Regions from separate parts of the Homo sapiens genome. Here regions 2, 3 and 4 are each linked to region 1. A link is a contact called in ENCODE Hi-C or POLR2A ChIA-PET data. All regions are on one chromosome and are shown on one strand. Each heading gives the region's core, a stretch centred on a gene start or an enhancer-like site at or near the end of the contact. The rest is flanking DNA. Distances are from core to core; before and after follow the strand shown.

Region 1 (6,652 bases), core at 1,593-4,092:
TTACCAAACGCCTGTCTGCCTGGCTGTAAGTGTAAGTTCCATGTGGGCAGTGACTGTGTGTTTGTCTTGCTCATTGCTGAATCTCCAACACTTAGCCTACGGCTTAGTACATAGTTGGCACCAAATGCATACTTGTAAACTGAGTAGAAGAAAAACTACCAGCTACCAGCTGAAAAGAAAATAAATACCCGAGTGTCCTGGGCACTGACTAGACTTGCTGGGTGTGTAAGAAGGCCTGCCCAGACACAGATACAAAGAATGCTGGAACAGCTTGGCAGGGCGGTTTGCAAACCAAAGGATAACTGAATATACCTATGCAAGTTCTTTTTTTTCCCCTTACACATTTTTCTTTTTTCTTTTCTTTCCTTTTTTATTTTTATTTTTTTATTTTTGAGATGGAGTCTTGCTGTCACCCAGGCTGGAGTGCAGTGGCGTGATCTCAGCTCACTGCCAACATTTGCCTCCCGAGTTCAAGCAATTCTTCTGCCTCAGGCTCCCGAGTGGCTGGGATTACAGGCACCCGCCACCACGCCTGGCTAATTTTTATATTTTTAGTAGAGACAGGGTTCCACCATGTTGGCCAGGGTGGTCTCAAACTCCTGACCTCAGGTGATCCGCCTGCCTCGGCCTCCCAAAGTGCTGGGATTACAGGCGTGAGCCACTGTGTCTGGCCCCCTTACACATTTTTTAAGTGATTAGGAAATATTCAGGGTAAAATTATGATTTTGTGAGCAATAAATCACAATCCTATTTTAATAGTACTAAAATCTTGATCAAAGCAAGTTCAGGCAGGACTTGGTTACTCACACCCTTAATCCCAGCAATCTGGGAGGCCGAGACAGAAAGATCACTTGAGCCCAGGAGTTTGAGACCAGAGTGGACAATATGGTGAGACCTTGTCTCTACAAAACATTTTTAAAAAATTAGCTAGGTGTGGTGGTGCATGCCTGTAATCCCACCTACTTGGGAGGCTGAGGTGGGAGGATGGCTTGAGCCCAGGAAGTCGAGGCTGCAGTGAGCTGTGATCAAGCTGTGGCAGTGCCATTGCACTCCAGCTGGGGCAACACAGCAAGATCGTCTCAAAAAAAAAGAAGAAAAGAAATTTAAGCTGAGAATACTGAGAGCCAACGTGAAGAAACACACTTGTTTCAATGACACTTATTCTCCTAAGTGTGCATCTGTGAGCATTATTACCTGTTTTTTTTTTTTTGGAGACAGGGATCTCATTCTGTGGCTCAGGCTGGAGTGCAGTGGCTCAATCTCAGCTCACTGCAACCTCCGCCTCTCAGGCTCAAGCCATCCTCCCATCTCAGACTCCAGAGTAGCTGGGACCACAGGCACAGCGCCACCACACCCGGCTAATCTTCTGTATTTTTGGTAGAGATGGGGTTTTTCCATGTTGCCCAGGCTGGTCTCTAATTCCCGACCTGAAGTGATCAGCCTGCCTCGGCCTCGCAGAGTGCTGGGATTACAGACCTGAGCCACCGCGCCCAGCCCATTGTTCACCGTTGTGACCCCTTTTAATTTTTATTTATTGCTTTATCATCTTACTGATTCCTCGAAACAATCTTACGGGGCGAGCCGGTTCCATGGGCGCTGAAGAAACATTTCCTCTTTCAAAGCCTCAATTGTTTGAACGATACGCGTTGCTAAAGAGGAAGCAATTAAACCTATCAGGCGAGTTCTGCCCTCCGCCCAGCGAGCTGCTGCTTCCTGGTGTTAAAACGCTTTCGGGGCCAGGCGCGGTGGCTCACGCCTGTAATCCCAGCACTTTGGGAGGCCGAGGCGGGCGGATCACGAGGTCAGAAGATCGAGACCATCCCGGCTAAAACGGTGAAACCCCGTCTCTACTAAAAAAATACAAAAAATTAGCCGGGCGTAGTGGCGGGCGCCTGTAGTCCCAGCTACTTGGGAGGCTGAGGCAGGAGAATGGCGTGAACCCGGGAGGCGGAGCTTGCAGTGAGCCGAGATTGCGCCACTGCACTCCAGCCTGGGCGACAGAGCGAGACTCCGTCTCAAAAAAAAAAAAAAAAAAAACGCTTTCGGGTTCTCCTGGCGAGTTTTAAGTCACACTGGATCGCTGCTTATTTTCAGAGATCACCTCGCACCCATGCACCTGGAAGGCACCCAAAGAGAATCATTTTAAGAAATTCACTTCATCTCACCCTAACAACAAAGCACAGCCTGCAGCACATGGATTTCACCCATGTGACATCAATGCTAATCCTATGTGTGAAACATCTGGGTTCATTCGATTTTTTAAAAATTAGTAACTGAGATGGGGTCTCGCTATGTTGTCCAGGCTGGTTCTCCAACGCCTGGGCTCAAGCCATTCTCCCGCCTCGGCCTCCCTCGGCGCTGAGATTATAGGCGGGAGCCACCGCGTCAGCCTCCACTCTTTTTGCGGCGACAAAGCCCGCCCGCCTGCGGGGCGTTCCGTTCGCAGAAACTCTGTGAGGGACGCCGCGGGGGCTTCCAAGGGACGCGGCGAAACCAAAACAGTCGCCGGTGGTTCACAAAACCACCTCAGAAAATGCTTCCAAAGGCACGTCTGGCCTCCACAAGGTGACGGCTTTTCAGCCTCCGACTCGAACTTGAGTCGTCCACAGCACTAGGCCGCCGCCAGCCCGGGCGAGCTGCCTAGGGACCGCGGACGCCGCAGCAAGCAGCTCCCTGCTCCCGCCACACCCGCCGAGCCAGCCGCGCGGAACCCACTCCCCCACCGTGGGCCCGCCTCCCGCCGCCAGCCTGCCCACGATTGGTCGACTGGGCTGCCCGTCGCGAGAGAAGGCGGTGCCTCCGGCAGGCCGGCGCTCCCATTGGCCGGGATGGCGGCGGCGGCGCGCGCGGCCCCGGCGAGCAGGGGAAGCCGGTGGCCGCGGCTGCGGAACGGGCGGAGGCTGCCGGTTTCGTAACCGTCGCTCCTCCTCGCTGACTCGCGGGCTGTGAGGCCTGGGTCGGCTCGGGCCGCACCGCGCGGGGCCGCTCGGAGTGGAGGCCGCCTGGGGGCAGGCGGGCTAGAGGAGCAGGTAAGGAGGCTGCGGCGGGCGCCCTGAGAACGGGGAGGAGGAGGCCGCGGCGACGCCGGCCGCTCGACTGGGTGCGGGCCCGGCTCGGGGAAACCCAGCCCCGGCCCCAGACGGCCCGCTGGCCCGGGAAGGCCACGCGAGGCTGGAGGCGCGGGCGGCGGCGCCGCGCGGCGTCTGATGCAACCTGCCGGCAACACCCGGCGGGGACGCTGAGCTCATTCCTGGCCGCGGCCCAGCGCTGCGGCGCCGCCCGTCGACCCCCGCGCTGCCCGGGGCGCCCCTCGCGGCGGGCCGGGAGCGCGCGAACGGCCGGGGAATGCCCCCTGCGGAGCCCGGCCCCCTCTCGGTGAAACGGGCGCTGTGACCCGCCAGGCTCGCATTGGCCCCTGGGGATGAAGGGTGTTCCCAGAATAGCAGAAGGTGGACCGAGTCGAGCTTTAGAATCCTGATCTTCTAGAAGGGCTCAGCTTGCGGTGATCGAAAATCTGTTCAGAAGTTCAAAGACTGATCAATAAAATAGGGAAAGCAACTGGTTTTTAAATGCATGACTTTGCAGAGATAATATTTTGCTTCTTTGTGGAGCTGTTGGAATGTCCTGCACTTTACTGTTGAACGTAGTTTAGAAGAACACGCAACACCTACGGGTCGAATAGAGAAGAAATGAAGCACTTCGCAGGCATAGTTGGAGGGAGCGGAGCAGGGCCGACAGCCAGCGGAGGTGACCAGATGCGAAGGATGGAAATGCATGTGTCGCGGGGGGAGGAGAGTGTTTTCCAGGGCAGCTGGTGTGTTGCTTCTCTTCCGCAGGTTTACGTGTTGGGTTTTCCTCTTGTTTGAAGTTTATACTGTAATCTGGCATCCTGAAATGTATAAGATTTAGAAAGGTCTCAATGTTGATGGGTGACACCAAAATTGGTAGTTGTGTCAGAATTGACTGCTTATATGAATAGGTTGTCACTTAAGGCAGACTTCTCCCAAAGAAATGTGACTCCCAGAGAAAATTTTAAAAGAAAATCCTATAAGGGCTTGCTTTACGAAGACATTCTACACCTAGAAGCTCTTGATATTTAAGATGTGGTCATCTGTTAGCCCTTGAGTAGTATTTGGGATAAGCTGTTCATAAGGTCGATTCTGCTTCTGGAAAAAGTTGCTGTAAACAAGGCTAAATAATTACAGGGTACAAGGGAGCTGAAGCATATTTCAGCTTCTTGATTCCTGCTTTTGGTGGGCACACTTGGCTGGTTCAGTTATTTTTAATACCTGCTTTTAAAAAAAGTAGATGGAAACAAAACTTCATTGAGAATATCCTTTAAATTCTCAAGATCACATCATGTCTGTCTGCAAGGCTGTCTGATCTTGGAGAGATGGTTTCATCCCTGGGAAATTAAACACTATGTGCTGAGCCCCTGGTAAAGACAAATAGGACCTCGTGGGGCTGAATTTGGTCTCGTGGTCTAAGATTGCCTCACTTGGTCACAGTAATGGTAAATACAGGTAGCCACGATTCCAGCTGTATTGTGCGTTCTTGGGAGGGTTGGTTCCATGGGTTGTTATATTGATAGGTACACTGGCCTCCTGCGTTTGTGGCTTTCTAGCTCTATCAGTAAAAAAAAGACAAAAATGAGCATGACCTCCTAATGGATGTTCATTTACAAATAGTCTATTTGTTTTGTGTGTTGTAAATCACTTCAAAAGGATTGGGTTAGAAAGATGATGTTGATGTTCTTCTAATGCTCCAGTGACCCACTTCTGTACTCCCAGAAAGGGGACGTCCCCTTCCTCATGGACCCTGCGCTAGATGCTTGTGAAGATCTGCAGGGAGACACGATGCGGCTGGAGTTGACAGACCTAGGGAACAAATTTTCCCAGATGCCCAAAGAAAAGAGAAAGCACAGACCATTTAGGATACAGATAGTGGTTTAGTACTGTCAAGATGTGGTGTGAGGGAGGAGAGAGGGTCAGGACCTTGGATTTGATCCTGTAGACTGGAGCCAGAGATGAATTTTCACCAGGAGAATGACTCACTCAGGTTTGAGTGTTCAATTGCTCTGGAGACAGAGGTTGGAGGAAGCAGGCTAGACCAGAGACCAGTGTCCCTGAGAGATGATAGTGGCCTAAGGTGATTTCGATGGGATTGGGATGGAGAGGAAGAGTAGATGGGAAGTTTTTTTTTTGTTTGTTTTAGGTGGAATTGTCAAATCCCAGAGACTAAACAGAGTTAGGACCAAGGAGAAACATCTGTGACTATTTTGAAATGTTGACCTTCATTGAGGAAATCGAGTGAAAAATTTATTTTGGTGGGCAAGGGGAGGAATATTGGGTTCTAGGTCTGTGGAGAAAAGGGACAAAAGGGTTAGGAAAATTCTTGATAGGTTTATTTTCCCAGGTGAAACTTGAGAAAAATTTGATTTTGTTTTACTCATTCTAACATTCTGCGCTTTCAGTGTGACTGACGTGAATGAACATTACTTGAATTAAGTTTGAATTAAAACAAAGCCTATTACCCACTTAGTCCACCATTCTCAATATTCATTGGGAATCAGCAGCAGAGGCCCTCAGACTTCAGTGTATTCAGAGTTACTTGGAGGTCTCCTTATGAAAAGATTACTCAGCTCTGTTCTTAGAACTCCTGATTCTAAGTCTGGGGCAGCCTGAGAAGTTACATTTCTAAAGAGTTCCTGGATGATGATGATGCTGGTCCAGGGACCACACTTTGAGAACCACTGCTCTTCAGCTTTCCTGCTGTTTCCTCCTTGAGTGATTCACATGGAAGGAAGCCAGGCGCCGCCCTGCATCCTGTAGCCTGAACTTTGGAATAGTGTTTGTCCACAGAGGAGCCAGACTTGAATTTAGGACTGAGTGTCCAGCTTTCAAATAAACACTTTTTGCCTGTTGTAGGTGTTCAGTAAATGTGTGTGGAGGAACAAAGCGTAAATGAGAGTGGCCTTTTCAGTGTAAAATCACTTAGCTCTTTGATCCCCTTTTACTTGGTTAATCTTCACTTTAAGAGCTATTTATATGGTTAAAGAACTTACTAAACAAAACATTCTTGGAGTTATTTTGATTATCTCCAAGTTTCTCTTTCTTACATTTTCACCAGTTTGTAGGTTCAGTGAATACTCTTTTCAGGCCAAAGGGCTTACCTTTAAAACCTCACCTACCACACACGTTCAGCCTAGTACCTTGCAAGATGAGTCAGGCAGAGGTGAAAAAGCCCTTCCCTGTTCCTGTATCTTTGGATACGGAAACAGGCGTGAACGTTGCTGAACGTGGACCCTGTAGTGAGTAAGAGCTGTTTGTTAGTGACTGAAGGTCGTGGTGTGTTGTCTGTAGGAAAGTGTCTTACTATTCCACATCCCTCATTTGCATGTGGGGAACAGACAGCCATGGAAGAAAAGAGATTTGCCCAAACTAAAATAGGGGGAGCCACAGCCAAGACAAGAACTGGCCTGGTCACTGGTCTCTACCGCTTTGGATCATTGCTATCTCTGAGCATGGACAAGTTGACTGTAGAGAGCTTTAAAGGCTAAAAATATAATTGGTATATTAAAAAAAAAGTAGAGAAATAAGGTGAACATGATTATGATTGTTAAGACAGTCTCAGGGGAGGTGTTAAACAAGTT
Region 2 (6,652 bases), core at 2,351-4,850, 990 kb after region 1:
GATTAGACTTTTCTTCTTACTTTTCTGTGCTTTCTCCCTGTAGCCACTGTGATTTATGGCCCACCAGATAGGAACCTAGTTTCCTGCTAACATAGAAAATCCAGGCTGGGCGCGGTGTTGCATGCCTGTAATCCCAGCACTTTGGGAAGCCGAGGTGGGTGGATTACCTTAGGTCAGGAGTTCGAGACTACCCTGGCCAACATGGTGAAACCCCATCTCTACTAAAAATACAAAAATTAGGCCGGGTGCAGTGGCTCACGCCTGTAATCCCAGCACTTTGGGAGGCTGAGGCAGACGGATCACGAGGTCAGGAGATCGAGACCATCCTGGTCAACACAGTGAAACCCCAACTCTACTAAAAATACAAAAATTAGCTGGACGTAGTGTTGCATGCCTGTAATCTCAGCTACTCGGGAGGCTGAAGCAGGAGAATTGCTTGAACCAGGGAGTCGGAGGTTGCAGTGAGCCGAGATGGTGCCACTGCACTCTGGCCTGGTGATAGAGGGAGACTCCATCTCAAAAAAAAAAAAAAAAAAAAAAAATTAGCCTGGTGAGGTGGCGGGTGCCTGTAACCCCAGCTACTAGGGAGGCTGAGGCAAGAGAATTGCTTGAACCTGGGAGGTGGAGGTTGCAGGGAAGCAGAGGTTGCAGTGAGCCAACATCGTGCCATTGCACTCTAGCCTGGGCAACAAGAGTGAAACTTCATCTCAAAAAAAAAGAAGAAAAAAAGAAAATCCATGTAACTGGAGTTTCAAAGTAAATGTGAAATCTGGAATAGTTGAAGCTTCTGGGAATCACAGAGGCCAAGTTGCAGAGGTGTACATTATGGAAGATTAAAAGGCAGGGGAAACCTTTGAAATGGCAATCATCAGAGGCCTCACCTCCTGCCTCTTTCGCAATACCCAAAGCTGTTTCTAGGGTTCCTGGTGGTCGGGAGAGGACACTGGACAAGACTGTGGCAGTGGAAAGGTGAACACCCGTAACATCTTTGGAAAGACTTGGAGTTGTGAATGACAACTGAACTCCAAACAGACACTAAAGGGAATCGTTGGTTTACATTCTAGCTGCAGGTAGAGGTGGCCTGGCCCCAGGAACCTGGGCACTGTGAGATTCACTCTGACATCTCTGTGGGGATCATTCTCTTCGTTATTTTCCTCAAGACCAGGGGCTAGAGCTCAGGTCTGTCCTTTCTGACAGGCAGCTTAACACCATAAAAAGCAGAGACTTTCTGCTGCTGGCTGCAGGGCCCTGGAAAAGGACCCTGTTTAGCTGGCATAAGTTATGTGCTCATCTCTGATGGATTCAGGCAGGGGTAGAAACACGGGTGGGAGAGGATGGTTTTAGACAAAGAACAACAGCCGTCCATCTGGTCACCAAAATAACCTACTAGAAAAAGGCAGTCTCAGTTTGCAGGTGCAGTGCTGCATGCCTGTAATCCCAGCACTTTGGGAAGCCAAGGCAGGCAGATCACTTGCACCCAAGGATTCGAGACTAGCCTGAGCAACATGATGAAACCTCGTCTGTACAAAAAATAACAAAGCTTGTCTCTACAAGGAAAAAATTAGCTGGGCATGGTGGTGCACACCTGTAGTCCTGGCTACTCAGAAGGGTGAGTTGAAAAGATCGCTTGAGCCTGGGAGGCAGAGGCTGTAGTGAGACAAGATCGTGTCACTGCACTCCAACCTGGGTGTGACAGAGTGAGACCCTGTCTCAAAAAAAAAAAAAGAAGGAGGAGTCAGAGGGAGTCAGTGGTTACTATTGGGCTAGAGTCATCTGAGGAATCACAGGGTAAGTGATAATGGGGCAGTGGCTACTGAGACTCGCCTTCCCATTGGTTGAGGTTTTGTTCTGAAACAGAGGATTTGGGGTGGGAATTCTCTTCTGTGTAGATGAGTAACTGGCTTAGAAAACCCTGATTGGAGTGTTTCTCAGAACCCCCGTAGAGGCCAGGCGCAGTGGCTCATGCCTGTAATCCCAGCACTTTGGGAGGCTGAGGCAGGCGGATAATGAGGTCAAGAGATTGAGACCATCCTGGCCAACATGGTGAAACTCCATCTCTACTAAAAATACAAAAATTAGTTGGGTGTGGTGGCGTGCGCCTGTAGTCCCAGCTACTCAGGAGGCTGAGGCAGGAGAATCGCTTGAACCAGGGAGGTGGAGGTTGCAGTGAGCTGAGATCACGCCACTGCACTCCAGCCTGGTGACAGAGCGAGACTCCATCTCAAACAAACAAACAAACAAAAAAAGAACTCCAGTAGAACAGATACTGTTCAGCACTACCAGGGTTGTGCTAGGTGTGGAAGCTCAGTGAAATCTTAAGAGTTGACAGTTCTTAGAAAAGGGCCATGTGGACAGGGCTGTTCCCTGGAAAGTCCTGTGACCCCTCAGTGACCACTTATTTCTTTTGTTGTCAGCCTTTCCCTATTTTCTTTTCTTTTCTTTTCTTTTTTTTAAGACAAGGTGTTGCTGTGTCACCCAAGCTGGAGTACAGTGGTGGTAATCACGGCAGCCTCTAACTCCTGGACTCAAGTGATCCTCCTGCCTTGGCCTCCCGAGTAGCTGGGACTCTGCAGATATGCACCACCACATGCCCCGCTAATTTATTTTTAGTATTTTAGAAGCAGTGTTTTGCTGTCTTGCCCAGGCTCGGCTTGAACTCCTGGCGTCAAGCTATCCCACCTCCCAAAGTGCTGGGATTATAGGCAGGAGTGCCCAGCCCCAGAGTTCTTACAATGACTTACAAGGTCTTACGTGATCTTGTTGCCTCCCTTTTGCTCTCTGACCTCATCTTTTTTTTTTTTTTTGAGATGGAGTCTCACTCTGCCACCCAGGCTGGAGTACAGTGGCTCACTGCAGTCTTCACCTCCCAGGTTCAAGTGATTATCCTGCCTCAGCCTCCCGAGTTAGCTGGGAATACAGGCACGTGTCACCAGGCCCGGCTAATTTTTGCATTTTTTTTTTCAGTAGAGATGAGGTTTCACCAGGTTGGCCAGTCTGGTCTGGAACTCCTGGCCTCACATGATCCGCCTGCCTCGGCCTCCCAAAGTGATGAGATTACAGGCGTGAGCCACCGCGCCCGGCCTAGTCACTTTTTTCTTAATTGCAACCCCGATTCTCAGCACCCTTTTCATCTTGGTTTTCCTCAATAGCCCTTACCACCAGCAGACACACATCATCTGTTGTACTTGCTTATTTGGCACATATGTATCCACAGCGCCTAGAACACTGCCTGTAACGTGGAAGGTGTTCGATCTATAGAGTTTTGTCGAATGAATGAATGAAGCCGACTAGTGCACAGGGAGTGCAGCGGCGCGATGGTAGCTCTCTGCAGCCTCCAACACCTGGGCTCCAGTGATCCCCGGGCTCTGCCCACCCTCCCCACTGCCACTTCCGGGCAGAGGCCAGCAAAGCGGCGGCGCAAGAGGTAGGGAGAGAGGAGCTGAGGCCCCAGATCAGCGGCCGCGGGCAAGGTCGCTCAGCGGGCACCCGGCCTGGGTATCGGGGCGCGGGTCGGGGGCGGGGCCGGGGCTCAGGGGTGGGGCCGGGCCGGGCCGGGCCGGGCGCCTGCGCCATAAAGGCCGCCGCGCGCCCACGCGCCTCGCTTGCTGCGCGCTGCCGGCGCTCCTTCCTCCTCGGCTCGCGTCTCACTCAGTGTACCTTCTAGTCCCGCCATGGCCGCTCTCACCCGGGACCCCCAGTTCCAGAAGCTGCAGCAATGGTACCGCGAGCACCGCTCCGAGCTGAACCTGCGCCGCCTCTTCGATGCCAACAAGGACCGCTTCAACCACTTCAGGTGCGGGCGGGCCGGAGGCGGGGGCTGCCACGCGCGGCGCCCGGAACCGGGCACGCGGGCCTGGGGTCTGGAGGCGGGGGCAGCGGTGCCCGGGGACCCCAGTCCCCGACCTCCAGGCCACGGACTGGGGCCCAGGCCGAGTCCGCACTTCGTCCTTGGAGTCTCCTTGGAGTGCGTTCCTGGGGGCTTGCAGCCTCGCCGGGAGTCTCGGCCCCGGGTCTGCTTCGTTACGAGGAAAAACGGGCCCCTCCGTGGGGACATTTCCCCTCCTCCTCCCCGTGCAGCTCTGGCCATTTGAGCAGGGGCTCCTTTCGCAGTTGTGAAGAGAGGCCTTGGCTGACGCAGCAAGCGGGAAAGGGCTGTCCCTTTCCATCCGCTCCTGGCCACATGAGCTTGGGAGCGTCTGCAGGGCGGGCAGCCCGGGCGGGGGTGTTTGAGGGAGCTGGGTGGAAGGATGGAGACGTCGGGCGTGATTCCTGCAGAAGACACCTGTGCACGACCGGGAAGTGGGAAGGAGTGTTTGAGCAAATCATGGGCGGGAGTGCGGCCAAGGGAGCTCTGATCACTGATACTGGTGGAGGCGGGGGAGGGGAGCGACTGTGGCTCCGGGCTAGACGTCCCGATGGCCATCCCTGTCATCTGGATGGGTGCCTGAGTAACTTACGGCAGAAAGTGGAAGCCCTGGGAAGGGGTGGTCCCCCACTTCAGTCCGGGCTCCTCATCCAGGGTCTGCCTGCATCTACGGTCTGTGAGGATGGCTTCTTTCTCTGGGCTGCTGTTGCAGATCATCCTGGTGGGCCAGCAGGTGACAGACACCACCACTGTGCTGGGTGGCCGCGGCCCTTGTGGGGCGTGGGTCAGGGAGGATGTTTCTTCTGGGAACAGCTCCTGCTTAGGGCATGGCTCCCCGCTAGGGAGACCAGGGTGTGGTCAGCAGCATCTCCATCTTTCTGCAGCTTGACCCTCAACACCAACCATGGGCATATCCTGGTGGATTACTCCAAGAACCTGGTGACGGAGGACGTGATGCGGATGCTGGTGGACTTGGTAATGTTCTGCTTGGGGAGGCATAACTGGTAACCGACAGAGTGGTGGGTGAGCTGGGCTCCTGGGAGTCCCCAGGACCTTGAGTATCTTGAGTTCTTCCTCTCATTAGACCTCAGTCACCTCCTCTGTGCTGGTGAGGCACCTGTCCCTGGCTTAGGTTCTAAGCAGCATCCCAGGGACCCCAGTGTCTGATGTCTGAGTAGACCCTTCCCAGACAGCAGGGGAGGGAACCAGACAGCAGCCGTCTGTCTGTCTCATTGGGGACAGCACCAAGCCTTGTGTTTGGGGGCTGACACTTGGGGTGGCCAGTGTGGGTGGGACCAGGCCTCAGTATCGTCTCTTCCTAGGCCAAGTCCAGGGGCGTGGAGGCCGCCCGGGAGCGGATGTTCAATGGTGAGAAGATCAACTACACCGAGGTGAGCAGGCCCCACATACCCTCTGGGGCCTCCTTCCTTCCCTTTGGGGTTTATCTGACTGTTAGCCGCATCACCCTGTGTCTTCACCCCTTCTCTTGGGCAATGCTTTTGCTTAATGAGGGGCCTGAAGGCCTTTTTCCTCCTGCTTGTAGCAGGGCTTTGGGGTGTGCCTTCCACAAGATTGGTTTGGTGAGCTCCTTGGAATGGTTCCCAGTGTCTGCCTGGGAGGAGCATATCTCATACCCACAGGGAGAGTTTCTCAAGGCTGACATTTTCTTGGAGAAGTTAACTCTAATATATCCTCAATGCAAGTTTTAGTAGCGACAAGAAGAATCTTAGATCACCAAAGACTTCAGCCTACTCAAGCAGTAGGAGTCAATAGGAAGCAGTGGTGAGGCCAGGCCTGGGGGCCCCTGTTCCTGACTCAGTATGGGAGCCCAGCCTGGAGGTATAATGGACACTGAGCACCCAGACTCTGTCCTCATGATGTCATTATCCTCCTCTTACATGTGAGGAGTCTGAGGTTCAGAGGTCACATCACTTATCTAAGATGTCATAGCTGTAAGAGGCAGAATGGAGATTCACACTCAACCTGTCTTGCATTGTGGGTCTAAGCTGAGAGAGGATGCAATCAAGGAAGGCTTTCTGGAGGAGTGCATTTGCCAATAAAATGTGGCGCAGGAGTGGGGTCTGGCAGGGTGAGGGTGGGGTGGCATGAAGCCCTCCACCTTAGCAAGCCTCTCACTGGGTCGGAATCCCAAGATGATCCTTTTCCTGCCCACCTGGGGTCGTTAGACCTTCCCTCAAGGACTCCTCTGCTGACTTCAGGCCATTTCACTCACGTGGCTGGGCCAGCCGCCTGGCACCCGTCACAGACTTCAAGTCTGGTTTGGTTCCTGGCAGTTGGTAGTTATCGGGCTGCTTGGTGAGGGAAGCTTGAGTTGCATGCCTTGCTGCAAATCCAAGGAGCTGAGGACACTGCCTAAAACGTGCCAGCAAACACCATGGACACACATTGGGAGGATGAGGTTACTTCAGGCTTCATGAGCACTCATCTTCGGAAAGCGTTTATTTATTTATTTATTTTGAGATGGAGTCTTGCTCTGTCGCCCAGGCTGGAGTGCAGTGGTGCGATCTTGGCTCACTGCAACCTCTGTCTAATGGGTTCAGGCGATTCTCTGCCTCAGATTCCTGAGTAGCTGGAACTACAGGTGTGTGCCACCCCCACCTGGCTGATTTTTGTATTTTTAGTAGAGACAGGATGTCACCATGTTGGCCAGGCTGGTCTCGAATTCATGACCTCAAGTTATCCACCTGCCATGGCCTCCCAGAGTTCCGGGATTACAGGCGTGAGCCATGGCGCCCGGCCTCTGAAAGCATTTATTGCTTGTTTCTG
Region 3 (6,652 bases), core at 1,898-4,397, 880 kb after region 1:
CTCACACCTGCAATCTCAGCACTTTGGGAGGCCGAGGCGGGCGGATCACGAGGCCAGGAGATCGAGACCATCCTGGCTAACATGGTGAAACACCGTCTCTACTAAAAATACAAAAAAAAATTAGCCGGGCGTGGTGGCGGGCGCCTGTAGTTCCAGCTACTCAGGAGGCTGAGGCAGGAGAATGGTGTGAACCCGGGAGGCGGAGCTTGCAGTGAGCCGAGATTGCGCCTTTGGACTCCAGCCTGGGTGACAGAGTGAGATTCCGTCCAAAAAAAAAATTCAACCACCAAGAAAGGTATCCCCTCAATCTACACTGACATCTCCAGCACATACCTCTCTTCTAAGCTCCAGATCCTCATCCCCAAGTGCCTTATTGGTGCCTCTTCTTTGATGCCATGTTCACACTGGAACTCGGGCCATTCTTCCCATCCTCCACCCTCCCAAATATGGTCCTCTTCCGGGGCTTCCCAAAACAATGAGTGCCAGCACTACAATGGCTCATCCCAGAGACCCAGGAGACATTCATGATTCCTACCTCTTCCTCACCCTCCATATCCATTTCACCACTGATTTTACATCAATTTTATTCCAAAATCTTTCTCAAATTTGACTTTCTTTTTTTTTTCCATCCCCATTGCCACTACCATAGTCCATGAATGGTTTTCAAAGGGAGGTTCATGTACCCCATAGTATGGGAAGGCAATCCATTGGGATACTGGGAGAAAATATTAGAACTTCTACATTTCTTTCTTTTTTTTTTTTTTTTTTGAGATGGAGTCTCGCTCTGTCACCCAGGCTGGAGTGCAGTGGCGCAATCTCGGCTCACTGCAAGCTCTGCCTCCCGGGTTCACACAGTTCTCCTGCCTCAGCCTCCAGAGTAGCTGGGAATACAGGCGTCCACCACCACGCCCGGCTAATTTTTTGTTGTATTTTTAGTAGAGACGGGGTTTCACCATGTTAGCCAGGATGGTCTCGATCTCCTGACCTCATGATCCGCCCACCTCGGCCTCCCAAAGTGTTGGGATTACAGGCGTGAACCACTGCACCCGGCCTCTTTTTTTTTTTTTTTTGAGATAGATTCTCGCTTCATCGCCAAGGCTGGAATACAGTGGCGTAATCTCAGCTCACTGCAACCTCTGCCTCCCAGGTTCAAGTTGTTCTCCTGCTTCGGCCTTCCAAGTAGCTGGGATTATAGGCCTCCACCACCACGCCTGGCTAACTTTTTGTATTTTTAGTACAGATGGGATTTCACCATGTTAGCCAGGATGGTCTCGATCTCCTGACCTCATGATCCGCCCACCTCGGCCTCCCAAAGTGTTGGGATTACAGGCGTGAACCACTGCACCCGGCCTCTTTTTTTTTTTTTTTTGAGATAGATTCTCGCTTCATCGCCAAGGCTGGAATACAGTGGCGTAATCTCAGCTCACTGCAACCTCTGCCTCCCAGGTTCAAGTTGTTCTCCTGCTTCGACCTTCCAAGTAGCTGGGATTATAGGCCTCCACCACCACGCCTGGCTAACTTTTTGTATTTTTAGTACAGATGGGATTTCACCATGTTGGCCAGGCTGGTCTGGAGCTCCTGACCTCAGGTGATCCTCCTGCCTCAGCCTCCCATAGTGCTGGGATTACAGGCATGAGCCACCATGCCTGGCCCGTCTCTATGTTTTTGACTACTCTAGGTACCTTATGTAAGTGGAATCATAGGATATTTGTCTTTGTGACTGGTTTCTTTTGGCATAATATCTTCAAAGCTCATCTATTTGCATCGTAGCTGGGATTATAGGCATGCGCCACCACGCCTGGCTGATTTTGTATTTTTAGTAGAGACGGGGTTTCATCATGTTGGTCAGGCTGGTCTCGAACTCCTGACCTCAGGTGATCCACGCGCCTTGGCCTCCCAAAGTGCTGGGATTACAGGCGTAAGCCACGGCGCCCGGCCTCCTTCAACGCTGAGTAATATTCTATTGTTATGTTTATACCACATTTTGTGAACCCATTCACCCGTGGATGGACATTGGGTTGCTTCCACCTTCTGACTAATATGAACATGGGTGTACACATTTATATCCACTCTTGCCTCCCCTCCGTAGTCCTTCCTTCTCCACACTGCATCTAGAGTAACCCCTTTACACTCTCAAGTATGGACAAATCACCTCTTGCTTAAAACTCATTAGTTTTGCAACACTGTCAAGTAAGACCTAACTTCTCACCACTCTGATTTATTATTGGAACACAAAACTGGGCCATGCTCCGTGGCTCAAGCACTTTGGGAGGCCGAGGTGGGCGGAACACCTGAGGTCAGGAGTTTGAGACCAGCGTGGCCAACATGGGGAAATCCCGTCTCTACTAATAACACAAAAATTAGCCGGGCGTGGTGGCGCACGCTTGTAATCGCAGCTATCCGGGAGGCTGAGGCAGGAGAATCACTTGAACCCGGGAGGTGGAGGTTGCAGCGAGCCAAGATCACGTCACTGCACTCCAGCCTGGGCGATAGAGCAAGACTCCGTCTCAAACAAACAAAACCCACAGAACTGGAAGACCCTTGCTGCTGCTTCTGCGTAATGTGTTCTCCTCCCTTCTCGTTTTTTTTTTTTTTTTTCTCCCTTCTACCCCTTAGGACCTCAGCTCCTGCTCTTTCCCTGGGGGAATTCCGGATCACTCTCCTTTACTAGGTCAGGGTACTCTCTCCCTCCCTCTTACTCTTTCCCCTCCTACCACTTGTCACCATTGGTACTATATTATCACCCGGATATGTGACAATGGTATTGTGTATTTACCACTAAGGAATAAACTTATGAGGGAGAGAGCACTACCCGTTCCTGCAGTGCCCGTCGGGGCCTGGCATCTAGGAAACACTCCATACGCCAGTAATCGATTTCAGTCAATTTCAGTAATAAATCCAGGAGGACGCAGCCCGACCCCTCCCGCCCGGGGGCCAAGCCATGGTGGGGGATCTGGGTGGACCTCCGGCTCTGGCCGCCAGTCCTCAACCTCCGCCCCGGCCGTCCCGCTTGGGGGCCCAGGGTCCCAGGAGAGGAGGCTCCGGGGCGCCCCCTCCCCTCTAATGCGAGAGGAGAGTCCGCTCTAGGCGCGGGATCCGCAACCTCCCCGCGTCCGCCCGAGGCGGGGGCGGGGCCGGACCGGAGACGTAACTTCCGGTGTACACAGCCGGTCCAAGGCGGTGCGCTGGGGGCCGGGGCGCGTCGCAGGTGAGGAGCGGGCGCGGCGGGCGCAGGCGGGGGCTGGCGGGCGGGGTCGGGCGGTGGGCGGTGGGCAGCGGGGCCGCGGGCCGCAGCCAGGGCAGACGGCGAGACGGGCCCGCGGGGCGCCGCTCCGCTCGGGGCCGCAGGGCGCGGGGCCGTGGGCTCCCGCCCCTTGCCCGCCCGCTGTGGAGGACGCCGGGCTTTGCGGGCGCTGGCCGGCCGACGGAAGCCCGGAGGGGCCTCCTGGCGCGAACCCGGGACCTGGGGGCGCGTCGGAGACTCGGCGGCCGCGGCACCGCAGGGGCGGGTCGGCGCCCGTCAGGCGGGGAAAGGGGACGCTCCCTCGGTTCGCCGGGGCCCGGGAGGTCGCGCTGGCGCCAGGACCCGCTCCCGGAAGCCCGCGGAGGGAGGGCGGCCTGCTGGCGGCAGGGGTCCGCTGGGGCTAGCCGGGGAGGCGGCCCTCACGCCATCCCGGGGCTGCCGGGCGGGCTGCGCGCACCTTCCCGGCGGCGCCAGGCTGCCGAGGAACGCGCTTTTCCGGCCCTGCGGAGCCAGCTGGCGCATTGGGCCCGAGGGGAGGGTCCGCGGGGACCGGGAGGGCCGGGGCTGAGCGTGGAGGACCCGAGCCCGAGGGACGAGCGCAGAGTCAGGGGTGTGTCTTTCTGCGCCGCGCGGTGCGAGGAAAGAAGCGTGCCTGGTTGGCATGATAAGAATTTTGTTTAGACTTTTTAGAAATTTTCCAGAGACTCAGCTTTGGGGGCCTCCAGTTTGAAAATACCTTGTTCTGGTCCCTCATCCCCATTATAAAAGCAGTTAATTCTCCTTTCCTGGCAAAACACTCAAGACGACACAAAAAGTCTTAAGGTAGAAAATGACAGTCATCTGCCAGTCTACCATTCAGTGACAACCACTGCTAACATTTTGGTGATAATCAATAAATACAGATAGGTATTGTTATTTTTATGGACTTTACAGTATGTGATTTAACCACCGATGAGCATTGAGATAGTTTCCAATTTGTCACAAGATAAACAATTCTGCCGGAAGGATTTGTTTGATATGGTCTTTTTTTTTTTTTTTTAATAAGAGACTGTTGCCCAGGCTGGTCTCAAAACTTCTGGCCTCAAGCGACCCTCACGCCTTCGCCTTCCAAAGTGTTGGGATTACAAGTGTGAGATATTACACCTGGTCTGATTGTTATCTTAGAATAAATTTACAAATGGGGTCAAAGGTAACTTTATTTGTTTTTTTTTGAGACAGTCTCCCTCTGTCACCCAGGCTGGAGTGCAGTGGCGGGATCTAGATTAACTGCAACCTTAGCCTCCCGGGTTCGAGCGATTCTCCTGCTTTAGTCTCCCGAGTAGCTGAGATTACAGGCACCCACCACGCCCGGCTAATTTTTGTATTTTTAGTAGAGACAGGGTTTCGCCCAGTTGACCAGGTTGGTCTCGAACTCCTGACCTCAGGTGATCCGCCTGGCTCGGCGTTCCAAAGTGCTGGGATTATAGGCGTGAGCCACCGTGTCCGGCCGTAACGTTCAATTTTTAAGAATACATAGTATTTGTTTTCCTTTGACATATTTGGACAATTTTTCTGTCTCTTTGTCATAAAAAAAAATTCCAGCCTGGCGCGATGGCTCATGCCTGTAATCCCAGCACTTTGGGAGGCCGAGGCGGGCGGATCACTTGAGGTCAGGAGTTCTAGACCAGCCTGGCCAACGTGGTGAAACCCGGATTCAACTAAAAAAATACAAAAAAACACATTAGCCAAGCATGGTGGCGCGCTCCTGTAGTCCCAGCTACTTGGGAGGCTGAGGCAGGAGAATCGCTTGAGCCCAGGAGGCGAAGGTTGCAGTGAGCCGAGGTCGTGCCACTGCGCTCCAGCCTGGGCAACAGAGTGAGACTCCATCTCAAAAAAAAAAAAAAAGAAATTCATGTTTGCGTCTCATCGTTTCATGGTTTTATTTTTTTGCCTTTAGTCTACCTAAAATTCATTCTTGGTTTAAAATATGAAATATTTTGTAAATGGCTAGTCAGTTCCAGATTTATTGAATAATATGTAAGCTTTATCATTTTATCATATTTTAGACTAAAAGTTCTAAGTGTATGTTTGTAAGGGCTACTTACAAAGTTCATATTTACATTTTGTGTGTGCTTAGATGTTTTCAAGTGTCTTTAAAAATCACAGTATTTTCTTTTCACAGTATCTTCACAATATTTTGTTTTAAAAAGAAATCATTTTCCAATACAAGTACAGGGAATATTTCATGTTTGAGATTTTTTTTTTCTTTTTAAAGCAAAAAGTTTAGTTTATTGCCGTTTCATTTGCTTTCTTGCTGACAAGATAACAAACTCCATATGAAGAGTTCAGGTTTGTTGTGGCAACTTTTCAGTGTGGCATTTGAGATTCTAATCTTCCTCTATTTTTGCACACAAATACGTAGGTTGGCATTGGAGACCAAGATAGAAAAGTTCTCAGATTCCCTTGGCAAGCCTAGATTTTTCAATCTAAAATTATCTCCAGATGTTTGGAAGACCATGTTTTAAGCATCCTTTTTTTTTTTTTTAAGCAAATTGCACATGATTCTGTGAAAATTTTAGTAAATGTTTGTTCTGTTGAAAACCTATAGCCTAATACATCAGGATCCATGTGTCAAGTGGGTCTTCCAAGTCTATAGGAAATAATTGTTTCTGAAAGCTAGCAGGCTGGGATATCACATGGGTTGGGTGTCCACTCTCTTTTTTTTTGAGTCGGAGTCTCCCTCTGTCCCCGAGGCTGGAGTGCAGTGGCGCAATCTTGGCTTACTGCAACCTCCACCTCCCAGGTTCAAGCAATTCTTCTGCCTCAGCCTCCCTAGGAGCTGGGATCACAGTTGTGAGCCACCACCCCTGGCTAATCACTCTTTTTTCCTCCTGTAACTTTGTCCTTAGTGAAAAATGATGATCTTCCTAGGTAGGCAAAAAAATGTTGGTTTAGATAAGGAATTGATTTGTTTTGGAGTTATTGAAAAGCAGGTTGCCGTTTTCTCTGAAGTGTAAGTTCACAGAGAGCCTGAATGTTGTGTTTGGATTAAGGAAAAACAGCAACAGGTTGTGCTTGTGCTTCAAATGTCTTTAACTCTACTGAAACTGCCCTCTTGAGGGTCCCCTAACTGATGCATGCAGTGGCCATTGCTTAATTATTTTCCTTGACTTTGATCTCAGGTATTTGGCATGGTGAGCTATTCTTTCTTGCTCTCGTGAATCTCCCATTGATTGGCCTTCTTTTTTCTTTTTCTTTTTTTTCTTTTTTTTTTTTTTGAGACAGAGTCTTGCTCTGTTGCCCAGACTGGAGTGCAGTGGCTCGGTCTCAGCTCACTGCAACCTCTGGCTCCAGGGTTCAAACGAGTCTCCTGCCTCAGCCTCCCGAGTAGCTGGGATTACAGGTCTGCGCCACCACCCCCAGCAAATT
Region 4 (6,652 bases), core at 2,590-5,089, 680 kb before region 1:
CCTATGGAAAGATCCATGCGGTAAGGAACTAGGCCCCCTGCCAACAGCCATGTGAGTGAGCCATTGAGGAAGTGGATCTCCCAGTGCTGGACAAGCCCTGGCTGACATGCTGATCACAGCCTCATGGGAGATACTGAGTTAGGATCACCACATGGAGGTGGTCCCTAATCCCTGATCAACAGAAAAGGTGGGATAATCAATGTCCATTGTTTTTTGTTTGTTTTTCTTGTTTTTTTTGTTTTGTTTTGCTTTTGATTTTGAAACAGAGTCTTGCTCTCTCACCTAGGCTGCAGTGCAGTAGCACTATCTCAGCTCACTGCAACCTCTGCCTCCCGGGTTCAAGCGATTCTCCTGCCTCAGCCTCCCGAGTAGCTGGGATTACAGGTGCCCACGACCACACCCAGCTAATTTTTATTTTTATTTTTTGTATTTTTAGTAGAGACGGGGTCTCACCATGTTGGCCAGGCTGGCCTCAAACTTGTGACCTCAGGTGATCCACCCACCTCGGCCTCCCAAAGTGCTGGGATTACAGGTGTGAGCCACTGTGCCCCATCTTTTTTTTTCTTTTGAGGCAGAGTCTTGCTCTGTCACCCAGGTCGGAGTGCAGTGGCGTGATCATGGCTCACTGCAGCCTCCAACTCCTGGGCCCAAGCGATCCTCCCATCTCAGCCTCTTGAGTAGCTGGGACTACAGGCATGTGATACCACACCCAGCTAATTTTCTTTTTCTTTTTTTTTTTTTTGAGACGGAGTCTCACTCTGTCACCCAGGCTGGAGTGCAGTGGCGCAATCTCAGCTCACTGCAAGCTCTGCCTCCCGGGTTCTTGCCATTCTCCTGCCTCAGCCTCCTGAGTAGCTGGGACTACAGGCGCCTGCCACCACACCCGGCTAATTTTTTGTATTTTTAGTAGAGATGGGGTTTCACCGTGTTAGCCAGGATGGTCTCGATCTCCTGACCTGTGATCCGCCCACCTTGGCCTCCCAAAGTGCTGTGATTATAGGCGTGAGCCACTGCACCTCCCCACTAATTTTCTTTTAAGAGGAGGGGTCTCACTGTGTTTCCCAGGCTGGTCTTGAATTCCTGGCCTCAAGTTATCCTCCCGCCTCGCCCTCCCTAAGTGTTAGGGTTACAGACATTACCCACCATGCCTGGACAATAAGTGTTTATTGATTTAATCCACCAAGTTTTTGACTAATTTGTTAACAGCATTAGGTAAATAACATATCCACAAATTATCCTGTGAGCAGAGCACTTTAGATATGAATATGATATCTGTATCTCTTTGAATGCTCATGGATAGTTCTTTGCTTCTGTATCATTTCTTGGCTACAGTTCAGATAACTGAGTTTATATGACATGATCTCTGAATCCATAAACTGTAATTGTGTCATCTCAGTGCCCCAAATATGACAGTCATGGCAGTGTGCACATTTTGGACACTGTTCTGTGTTGGTTAAGGTCCAGTTTCTGCCAGGTGTGGTGGCTCACACCTGTAATCCCAGCACTTTGGGAGGCTGAGGTAGGCAGATCACTTGAGGTCAGGCGTTAGAGACCAGCCTCACCAACATGATGAAACCTTGTCTCTGCTAAAAATACAAAAATTAGTCAGGCGTAGTAGCATGCGCCTGCAATCCCAGCTACTCCAGAGGCTGAGGCAGGAGAATTGCTTGAACCCGAGAGGCAGATATTGCAGTAAGCCGAGATCGCACCACTGCACTCCAGCCTGGTGAGAGCGCCAGACTCCCTCTCAAAAAAAAAAAAGGTTCAGTTTCTGTTGTTTTGCTATGCACCCAGGACCAGGACTTGGTCATCTCACTCATGAGTAACCAGCTTCTGTGAAAACCAGCTGATGTTGAAACACACACATTCACCTACAAAACCACGGTGTTATTTTACAGCAAAGGGAGTAGTATGTTCTTAAGACCCTTAATCCCTCCATAAATGGTTAGTCATCTGTAAAATAGTGGTAACTGTTTCCACTTCATGGGGTTTTGTAAGAATTACACAACTAATACTAATAAAGTTCCTAGTGCCTCACACACTGTACCCAGTAACTACTAATATTATTATCCCCTAGGATTATTATTACTCCTAGTATTGAAGACATGTTACTTTAATCACCTGAGTGCCTTTCTCTCCATTGCTCTGTATTTTTATTTTATTTATTTATTTATTTTTTTGAGACAGAGTCTCGCTCTGTCACCCATGCCGGAATGCAGTGGCAGGATCTTGGCTCACAGCAACCTCCACCCAGATTCAAGTGATTCTCCTGCCTCAGCCTCCTGAGTAGCTGCAACTATAGGCGCGGGCCGCCACACCCAGCTAATTTTTGTATTTTTAGTAGAGGCGGGGTTTTGCCATGTTGGCCATGCTGGTCTTGAAGTCCTGGCCTCAGGTGATCCGACCACCTCGGCCTCCCAAAGTGCTGGGATTACAGGTGTAAGCCACAGCGCCTGGCCAGAGACCAGGTCTCTTCAAACAAAAAAACAAACAAAACCCCTAAATATTGACAATGTCATCTGTGGATTCTACCCAGGAAATAACCCACATTAAAATGATGGTTTGTGAGGGTCGGCAGGGGTATAGTGTATTTCATCCAAAAACATAACAAATGTGTGATCCAATTATAATAGCAATTATGGGAAAAGCTGTCGGTGACTGATAAGGAGTTATAAAAGAAAAGACTCAAATTTACACAGGCTTTTCAAAAGATCATAATCCTGCTATTGGAGGTGGAAGTCTTCTAGACACTAACAAGGTGGAGAGAAATCTCCATGTGGAGGCCCAGATTAAACATCTCCCATCAAAGTGGAACTCGTCAAATGTCCTAAGACACCTAAGGCCGTCCCCAGGCGCCCTGACAATAAAAGGTAACCAGAACACGAGAGAAATTACTCTGGGAGTACCTTTCACATTCAAGGTGTGCAGTAGGAAATTTATAAATTGGCATCTGGCTCGTCCATTCATTTCTCATTGGTGTGGTTCACGTGTGCTTGCAAAGGTCAGACTTCTGCCCTTCGAATGTCCTCTCTCCCTCTCCCACAGAAAACACCCACATGTGGGTCCTTGTTTAAAGCAGAAAGTCCTAGTCCTTAGCTTTTAGTGAGGTGGATGTCATCAGGCCTGGGTTGGCATCCTGTTTTTTACCATGGCAAGTCATATGCGCCCTTAAGCATTCCTGCTTTTGGTCCAAGCTTCCTGCGTGGGAATACTGCGGTCCTCCTTTCAGGCAGCTGTGAATGACAAACGGTCGCTGGCTGCCGTGACACCCATTGTCCCGCGAGAGTGCCCTAGCTGGGCCCCAGTGCACTCGAGGCGGTCCCTGCTCGGGTGCCCCTCCCACAGGCAGGCGCCGTTGCCGACCAAACGCCCAGGTTCACCCAACGCCAGAGGCTCGTCCTCAATTCCCGCGAGGCCCCCGGAGGTGCTGGGGTCCCTGCAGGGCCGGGCCACCTGCCGTGGAGCTCAGGCCGCGCCAGAATCGGATCCGGGAAGCTGCGCGCCATGAGCAGCTCCCTGCGGCCGGGCCCCAGCCGCTGGCGGCGGGCGGCCAGCATCGTCCTGGCGGCTGGCTGGTCGCGCCCGGAGACCGCCACCCCGCCGTCGCGCCCGCCGCCGGCCGAGGGCTTCCGGCTGCTGCTGCTGCAGCGCTCCCCGCACCAAGGCTTCATGCCGGGCGCGCACGTCTTCTCCGGCGGAGTGCTGGATGCGGCCGACCGCTCGGCGGACTGGCTGGGCCTCTTCGCGCCGCACCACGGGCCGCCGCGCTTCGGCCTGGGCCCGGCGCCATTCAGCCGCACCGCTTTCCCGTCGCTGCCCGACACCGATGACCACAAGACCGACAACACTGGGACGCTGCCTGAGGACGTAGCCTTCCGCATCTGCGCCGTGCGGGAGGCCTTTGAGGAGGCGGGCGTGCTGCTGCTGCGGCCCAGGACTTCCCCACCAGGCCCAGCACCCGGGCCTGGCCTCGCCCTGGAGCCACCGCCGGGCCTGGCCTCCTGGCGCGACCGCGTGCGCCAGGACCCGCGCCACTTCCTGCGGCTGTGCGCCCACCTCGACTGCACACCCGACATCTGGGCGCTGCACAACTGGAGCGCCTGGCTCACCCCTTTCTTGCGGGGCACCACTCGCCGCTTTGACACGGCCTTCTTCCTGTGCTGCCTGCGCGAGCCGCCGCCCGTCTACCCCGACTTGGCGGAGGTGGTGGGCTACCAGGTAAGGCCTGCTCAGGGCCTTGCTGCGGACCGCCAGGACGTGAGAGGGAGGACCCCTCCCAGCGGCCCAGGCCCCCAAGGGACCCCCGCATAGGCCAAGCCCAGAGAGATTAAGCAGCAAGGAACGCTTAGACGGGCTGGAAACTCTCACCCCTGTAGACCAAAGCCATGCTCTTGGTGAAGTGCTCTCTGCTTTCCTAGGCTTTGGGGTCTCAAGGCCTGGAGCCTGTCTCTCCACGTGGTTCCTCCAGCGTGGCCACTGTGTAAGCACTTGTACATGTGTAGACATAGTACATCTCCACAGCCGTTTAATTTGGTTTTCTTGGAGAACAGACTTAATATGATCCAGTCTTCCTATTTTTATTTATTTTTGGTACAGATGGGGGTCTTGTCTCTCTGTGTTGCACACCCAGGCTCGTCTCCAGCTCCTGGTGTGTCCAGAATTGGTTCCTTCCAGTGGGTTCTTGGTCTCGCTGACTTTAAGAATAAAGCCGCGGACCCTCGAAGTGAGTGTTACAGTTCTTAAAGATGGTGTGTCCAGTTTCTTCCTTCAGATGTTCAGATGTGTCTGGAGTTTCTTCCTTCTGGTAGGTTCGTGGTCTCGCTGACTTCAGGATTGAAGCCGCAGACCTTCGCAGTGAGTGTTACAGCTCTTAAAGGTGGTGCGTCAGGAGTTGTTTGTTCCTCTTGGTGGGTTTGTGGTCTCGCTGGCTTCAGGAGCGAAGCTGCAGACATTTGTGGTCAGTGTTACAGCTTATAAAGGTAGTGCGGACCCAAGGAGTGAGCAGCAGCAAGATTTATTGCAAAGAGCAAAAGAACAAACCTCCCACAGCGGAAGGGGATCAGAGCAGGTTGGGTGCTGGTGGCTGGGTGGCCAGCTTTTATTCCCTTATTTGGCCCTGCCCATGTCCTGCTGATTGGTCCATTTTGCAGAGTGCTGATTGGTCCATTTTTACAGAGTGCGGATTGGTGCGTTTACAAATCTTTAGCTAGACAGAGCACTGATTGGTGCGTTTTTACATAGTACTGATTGGTGCATTTACAAACCTTTAGCTAGACACAGAGCACTGATTGGTGCGTTTTTACAGAGTGCTGATTGGTGCATTTACAAATCTTTAGCTAGACAGAAAAGTTCTCCAAGTCCCCACTGGACCCAGGAAGTCCAGGGGCTTCACCTCTCAATCCCGCCTCTAAACAGGGCACCCCATCTGCTGTTGGGAATTGGGCAATGACTGCTCTAGCTACTTCCTGCTGGACAGGGGCAAAGAAGGGGCCCTGCAGTTGTAGTGTCCTCCAGAGGGGAACTCTCTAGGCCAGTGAAAGGGCCAGTGGGTCGGTCCAGGGGTCCTCGGTAGAAGTTGTTAGTTGAGCTCATTTGGGTTTCCGTTTGTAAGACCATCTGTAGTTTGATGGCCTTGATTCTAGAGGAAACAAATTTGACAAGGAGGTTAAAAATACAGGGCCCGAAGGCGAGTAATAGTAAAACGGCTGTCACAGGATGTAGAAAGGGGAGAAGCCATGTTGCCCAACTCCAGAGGTTGGTATAAGAGTTTGAAAGGCGTTGTCTGATTTCAGAAACCTTTTCCTGTAAATGCCGGGCGGCATCTTGCACTATCCCTGACTTGTTAGTGTAAAAACAACACTCTTCCCCTAAGGTGCAAAGTCCTCCTTTCTCAGCAGTGAGGAGGTCTAGGCCTCGGGGGTTTTGGAGAGTCACTGCTGCCAGAGTCTATTTGGGATTGTAGTTACTATCCTTACTGAATAGATTTTGTTATTTCTTGCAAACTGTCTGAGAAATACTTTGAGAGTGTGTGGTAGTAAGATAATGAAGTAGATAAACTGGCTATTCCGGTTCCTGTAGCAGTGGCCATTTCTAGCCCTATAAGTAGGGGTATCAGTTGTATGGCCCTGTGCTGATGGACTTGAGCTTTGAGGGGCACTGATAGGGTCTGATGTCCATAAGATTAGAAGTTAGGATAATATGTGTTACACTGTTAACTTTTAGCAAACTTTACTTTTGTTGAAAACCTTAAGTTTGGGATTTCAATTATTCTTTGCTATTAATAAGACCTCGTTCAGTCCATATTCACTTAAAATTGGTATAGATGGCTCCTTCCTGATTCTGTAAGTACTTTAAGGTTTGGCTGAGTGCAAACAGCTTGCACATTTGAGCAGACCAATTATTAGGCAATTTTCCTAACTCTGCTTCTGTAAGAGTTTCCTTATCACGTACTGAGTACCCATTGTGTCTTTTTCCTTAATCGCCCAGGAGGAAACATCTATCATCCTGTCCTGAAGGGGGTTCCTCCTATGTCTGGTCAGACCTTCAGATTTAGATCCCCTGTTAGGAACCTGCTGGGTTAAGGATTTTTGATAGGAAGGCTACAGGTTGTCAGTGGCCTCAGTGCTTTTGGGCTATGCCCTTGTTTACACTG

What was found. Hi-C counts contacts between places; a loop is a spot of excess contacts on that map. ChIA-PET counts read pairs that join two places held with the same protein, here RNA polymerase II (POLR2A). Pooled maps may share reads with other maps.
Region 2: a pooled map shows a loop between it and region 1 (4-fold over the local background). The contact joins the promoter of GPI here to the promoter of CEBPG in region 1. A Hi-C loop is called at or near these places in 2 of 37 single-sample maps with no recorded cell type and 11 of 50 pooled maps.
Region 3: a map of naive thymus-derived CD4-positive, alpha-beta T cell shows a loop between it and region 1 (13-fold over the local background). The contact joins the promoter of GARRE1 here to the promoter of CEBPG in region 1. A Hi-C loop is called at or near these places in 1 of 168 maps with a recorded cell type or tissue (naive thymus-derived CD4-positive, alpha-beta T cell) and 7 of 50 pooled maps. POLR2A ChIA-PET finds 5 or more read pairs at or near these places in 3 of 52 experiments (A549, common myeloid progenitor, CD34-positive and naive thymus-derived CD4-positive, alpha-beta T cell).
Region 4: a map of CD14-positive monocyte shows a loop between it and region 1 (5-fold over the local background). The contact joins the promoter of NUDT19-DT here to the promoter of CEBPG in region 1. A Hi-C loop is called at or near these places in 1 of 168 maps with a recorded cell type or tissue (CD14-positive monocyte), 8 of 37 single-sample maps with no recorded cell type and 11 of 50 pooled maps. POLR2A ChIA-PET finds 5 or more read pairs at or near these places in 4 of 52 experiments (WTC11, activated T-cell and activated naive CD4-positive, alpha-beta T cell).

Annotation. Positions count from the first base shown.
Region 1 is chr19:33,370,867-33,377,518 of GRCh38, forward strand. It overlaps CEBPG (CCAAT enhancer binding protein gamma), which reads left to right and starts at 2,843. Exons shown (of 2, transcript NM_001806.4): 1 at 2,843-3,029. RefSeq lists a silencer at 2,630-3,439.
Region 2 is chr19:34,361,596-34,368,247 of GRCh38, forward strand. GPI (glucose-6-phosphate isomerase) reads left to right here and starts at 3,601. Exons shown (of 18, transcript NM_000175.5): 1 at 3,601-3,793; 2 at 4,750-4,840; 3 at 5,188-5,256. The coding sequence starts at 3,672. RefSeq lists an enhancer at 4,675-5,415.
Region 3 is chr19:34,251,407-34,258,058 of GRCh38, forward strand. GARRE1 (granule associated Rac and RHOG effector 1) reads left to right here and starts at 3,148. Exons shown (of 14, transcript NM_014686.5): 1 at 3,148-3,208. RefSeq lists an enhancer at 3,445-3,966.
Region 4 is chr19:32,688,457-32,695,108 of GRCh38, forward strand. NUDT19-DT (NUDT19 divergent transcript) reads right to left here and starts at 3,840. Exons shown (of 2, transcript NR_186320.1): 1 at 2,907-3,840. NUDT19 (nudix hydrolase 19) reads left to right here and starts at 3,365. Exons shown (of 3, transcript NM_001105570.2): 1 at 3,365-4,218. The coding sequence starts at 3,505. It overlaps LOC124904690 (a long non-coding RNA gene), which reads right to left. Exons shown (of 2, transcript XR_007067226.1): 2 at 4,509-5,638. RefSeq lists a silencer at 3,328-3,737.